2 separate regions of the Homo sapiens genome follow, and region 2 is linked to region 1. Evidence: read pairs that join two places in POLR2A ChIA-PET (ENCODE). Cell type or tissue: PC-9. All regions are shown on one strand.

Region 1 (2,500 bases):
CAGGATTATGCTGAGCATTAAACTAAACACAGATGGCAAACACCTAGCCAGGATCCGGCTCCATGGGGGTGGGTGTTCAGTGTTAATTCTCCTTCATTCTTTAATTCTCCATCCACTTCTTTTTTCCTTCACCTTTTTATCCCTCATCCCCTCTACCCCCTAAATTTGACCCCAGATTTTTAAACTCTTATTTTAATGAATCTGTGCTTACACATAATATACTTTCTCTTATAAGCGGCCTCGAATCTTTTTAGAGATATATGTTGCTTAAACACGTAATAGCCATGCTCTACAAGTTAAAGGAATACTGAATAATGGACACAGAATTTAGAGATAAGGTTTAGAAATGTCACCCTTGGCCAGGTGCGGTGGCTCACACCTGTAATCCCAGCACTTTGGGAGGCCGAGGCAGGCAGATCACCTGAGGTCAGGAGTTCGAGATCAGCCTGGCCAACATGGTGAAACCCCATCTCTACTAAAAATACAAAAACTAGCCAGGCTTGGTGGCGCGTGCCTGTAATCCCAGCTACTTAGGAGGCTGAGGCAGAAGAATCATTTGAACCCGGGAGGCAGAGGTTGCAGTGAGGTCATGCAAGACCCCAGCTCAAAAAAAAAAACCAAAAACAAAAGAATTGTCACCCTCTACTATAAAGCCAAAAGAGCCAACAAAATGAATGACATTAGCCATCTGTGGTGATCTTTCCAGGAAAGAACTCAAGTCTGATGATTTAGAAAGTAGCTAATGAGAGGAGTTATGTCTCAAATTACATAGACGAGCCTAACGAAAATCAGAAAGATCAGTGCAAAAAAAAAAAAAAAAAAAACTAAAGGAATATAAGGTGAACTGTAATCCAATTAAATATAATACGTCTATCTCATGAAATCATTTTGCTGACTGATTACTAAAGAATGTTGAAAGTCAGATGTATTAGTCAGGATCCAATTAGAACGCAGAAACTACATAAGCTTTTTGAACAGAAGGGCTTTAATATAAATTGTTAACTGGGTAGAAAGTCAGTAACCAGGTAACTGGGTAGAAAAAGGAAAATTCTAGATATCAGGGAAGTAGCAACGACAGGAAGCAGCCACCACCCCTAGGCCTGAGGGAACCGGTTAGACTTAACCTTAGAAGCGTAGCCAAAGGGCCCTGAGGTAGAGACTTCCTTGGAGGAGTGGTGGGATCTGCAGGGAGTGTGGACGATGAGGCTGGCTGGCCAGTGCTGGGATAACTGAAGACTGAATTCAACAGCTACAGCTGGGGCAACAGGAAGCCAACAGGAAGGACCAAAGCCCCATCTTGCTGGTGCTTCTACCGCCTCCTGCTGATGGAGGTGGCCCGGAAGCCACTGGCAAAGCAGCTGGGATGTGCGGTCCTAGCTCCAACACTGCAGAACAGAGCACAGAGTCTGGAGCTGAAACAATAATTTCATAAATTACATGTTGGGATTTTTGAAAAATCAATCTCCATCACTACCCTAAGGAGAGGGTATTGATTCTATACACAGAAAGATCCCCAGAACGAGAAGGCCGATGCATCAAGATTCCTCAGACAGATGGAAATAGGCCAATAGAAAAGGTGGCCGATAGAAAATAGATAGAAATAGGCCGATAGAAAAGGTTTGCTGAGGACCGGGCACAATGGCTCACACCTGTAATCCCAGCACTTTGGGAGGCCAAGGTGGCCGTATCACAAGGTCAGGAGATCAAGACCATCCTGGCCAACACGGTGAAACCCTGTCTCTACTAAAAAAAAAAAAAATACAAAAAATTAGTATGTGGTGACACACACCTGTAATCCCAGCTACTTGGGAGGCTGAGGCAGGAGAATAGATTGAACCCAGGAGGCGGAGGCTGCAGTGAGCTGAGATCGTGCCACTGTACTCCAGCCTGGGCAACAGAGATTCCGTCTCAAAAAAAAAAAGAAAGAAAGAAACAAACAAAAGAAAAGGTCTGCGGAGTACACACACCCCAGGAGTGCTGGCTTTCTCAGCGAGGCACAGTTCTCATCAATTAATGAACTGTCATTCTTAGCAGTATCTTACAATTCTGATGCATGTAAACCCCAATCCCCCATTGATAACTCCTAGATGGAACTAATAACATTGAGTTTCCAAACCTATAAAACCAAGAGTGATGCCTTAGACCCATGATCATTCTCTCTCTCAAAGCTAAGTCTGAGATAGCCCAAGGGTCTCTCTCTTACTTTAACTCATATTTAATTACCTGTGATTTACACACTAGAAAATAAGATCTTTTGAAGAAAATAATAAGCTTCAACTATTTCTGCAAACGTGTTACACATACACAACCGCACAGAAAAACACAGATAGAAACCTTCAACTTCTTCCTGGATCAACTTACCACATTCCTAAGTTCTGACCAGCTTATTTGCCAACAGAAAATTCGAGTCCAGGAACTTTGGGAACCTCAGAAGCACCAGCCCTCCCCACCCCTCCTTCCCTTCCCATTCTTCACCTCCACACACACAACCGTTATTTCT
Region 2 (2,500 bases), 240 kb after region 1:
TTTGCCTTTTTAGATTCTTAGTGGAGACACTCTCTTGAAAACGAAAGTCAGATTAACGAAAGAGAAAAGCAGAAGTTTACTAACCTTGCTGTACCCATCACACGGGAGAGGCCTTAGTTCAAAAGGATTTCCCTCTCAAGGCAGTGGCTTTGGGGTCTTGCTTAAATAGCACTAAAGAACTAAAAATCCTATGTAGTGACAAGACAAGAAAGAGAGTATCTTCAGGCTTCCAAAAGGTGGGAAAATGAGGGAAAGTAAACTAATGGGAAGAGTGAAGTCCACTCCTGGGTCCTCTGGCACTGCTGTCTCTGAGCTCTGTTTCTGAGCTGATAAAGATAGGAGGGCAGAGAATATCCCTGTGTTTTAACTTTAACTAAAATGCCCAGTATTTTAGAGAGGAATATTTTGATTTCCTTCAAATGCAAGCTCTTGATTTTATTCAGCTCATCACTTAAGGAGAGAGCCAGAGAGTCAATAATGCTAGTCAAATGGCATTTGATGCACTGGGATTTATGTAGCCCACTGGGAAAGGCACACTGAAATCGATTTTTCAATGTTTGTGACAAAACCGGTTCATGTCCTACAGGGCAATAAATCGGTGGATTATCTTTTCACTAGATGGGAATCATTTGCATCTCTACTGGACAAACATCTACAATATAACATGGAATGCCATAGAATCTGAGTCCTCAATAGTAAATGGCAGTCAAACAACGGCCCATCCTCCTGAAAAGTAGATCATCCTTGGGCAAGCCTGTGAAGCAAAGCTCCTGTATGACTCTGGAAACATTCTTTCATCCCCTTGGCTTTATTTCCAGATTTTGGATTCTTCTGGTCAACAGCACAAGCTTATAACACCCCTGCAAAAGCCACCCAAGTCACACATTCAGCTGTGGCTGCTCCACAGGGACAGGCATCTTTGCACATAAAATATCCCTAGAACTTGGAGGAAAACAGTTGCCATGCCAGTGGGGATTCTTCCCTGAATCTGTCTTAAGTGAGATACTTGTGCTCTCAAAATATTTTTGCTACATTTATGTGTCTTGTATCTCCAACTATGTTGCAAACTTTTTGATGGCAGGGTCCATGTCTTCTAAATCCATAGACATCTAGAAATATAGATCCTTTGAGATTTTTAGTTCAATGCCCCCATTTCTCAGATAGCCTGTGACCCAGCTTTATTAAGGGACCTGCCCAAAGCCAACTGACTAGGAGGTGCAGAACCAGGAGAAACAAAAGACTTTCAGATCCCTGCCCCATGTTCTGCCCAGCCTTGCTTCTCTACCCCCAGCACAGCTGTGAACACAGTATATATGGGTGAGACAGAAGGATAGAAGAATGGATAGACAAATGGTAGGATAGAAGGAAGAAAGAAAAAAGAAAGGAAGGGTGAAAGAAAGGATGGCAGGAAGGATGGATAGATAAATAAATGGGTAGAAAGATAGATAGATGGAAGGACGGATGGATGGATGCATGGATGGATGGATGGATGTAAAGAATTGACAGAAAGATGGAAAAAAGGAAGAGAGGGAGGGAAGGAGAGAGGGAGGGAAAAGTGAGCAGATGGATGGATGTGTGGATGGATGCTGAAAATAGATTATCCTTTTTCTCTTTGATGAAGAAAAGAACTTGTGACCACTGGCACAATTATTCACTTTGCTCGTGGGAGATGAAAAATCAATTCTAGCTTTGCAAAATCTCTTCCCCAGTGTCCCATGCCTGCATTTTTTCTTTTATTTTAAAAGTAATGCATGTTCAATTTTTACTTTTAAAATGAATTTTATTGTGCATATTTGAGGTTTATAACATGATATTACAGGATGATATAGACACACAGAAACATATAGAAACAAGCAGACTGAACAATGGTTACTATGGTGAAACAGATGATCACATCTATCATCTCACATAGTTCCTTTTTTTTTTCTGATAAGACCAGCTAAAATCTACTTATTTACAAAAATCCCTAGTACTGCTTCTGCGTTTTTGTTAGGGACAGTCAGCTCCTCAGGGGTTGGGGGCAATGGTGAGAACTTCATCTTTGGCAGTGGTTCTCTCCCGAGGCTACACGTTGAAATTTCCTGATCCCAGATTTCCTCCTCAGACCAATCCCATCAGAACCCCTAGGAACTGGGCCCTGGATCACAGTTGTTTCCCAGCTCCTTGGGGTAATACTCCCTGACAACTGCAGTGGGAGTGTGAGAAGTCAGCGTGAGGGGCGCGGCCCCAGGTCTTCCTCTTAATAGGAAGAGCCACCTTGCAGGGAGCCACTGAGACTTCACAGCTGGGTTCTACTCTCTGGGGCTCAGAATTAACCCATCAGCTAAAATGCCTTTCAGCAGGCCCCCTTGGGTGAGTGGAGAAAGCCAGACCTCTCCTCTCCAGGGGAGTGAGTAGCAGACTATTCAATGGCCTTTGCTAGAAGTCAGTTTCCCAGATGGTAGCAACTGGCATTGCCTCCTAAGGCCAGAGCAATGGGCATCCTGCTGGCAGCCCCTGA

The links. ChIA-PET counts read pairs that join two places held together with the same protein. Peaks named below come from ENCODE experiments on the same cell type or tissue, not always from the same donor. Only the 100,000 strongest peaks of a DNase experiment are listed, where the experiment ranks them.
Region 2: POLR2A ChIA-PET joins it to region 1 with 12 read pairs; 4 of 35 experiments call an interaction of 5 or more read pairs at or near these places.

What each region holds. Positions count from the first base shown.
Region 1 is chr1:230,090,501-230,093,000 of GRCh38, reverse strand. All of the region lies in intron 1 of GALNT2 (polypeptide N-acetylgalactosaminyltransferase 2), which reads right to left. Among named protein-coding and RNA genes, the nearest start is that of GALNT2, 25 kb to the right of the region's middle. In PC-9, no CTCF peak of the experiment used is centred here; DNase peaks (open chromatin) are centred at 990 and 2,370; H3K4me3 peaks cover 1,099 bases; H3K27ac peaks cover 2,500 bases.
Region 2 is chr1:229,853,763-229,856,262 of GRCh38, reverse strand. The region is part of intron 1 of LOC105373162 (a long non-coding RNA gene); the gene reads left to right. Among named protein-coding and RNA genes, the nearest start is that of LINC01682, 31 kb to the left of the region's middle. In PC-9, no CTCF peak of the experiment used is centred here; no DNase peak of the experiment used is centred here; H3K27me3 peaks cover 1,194 bases.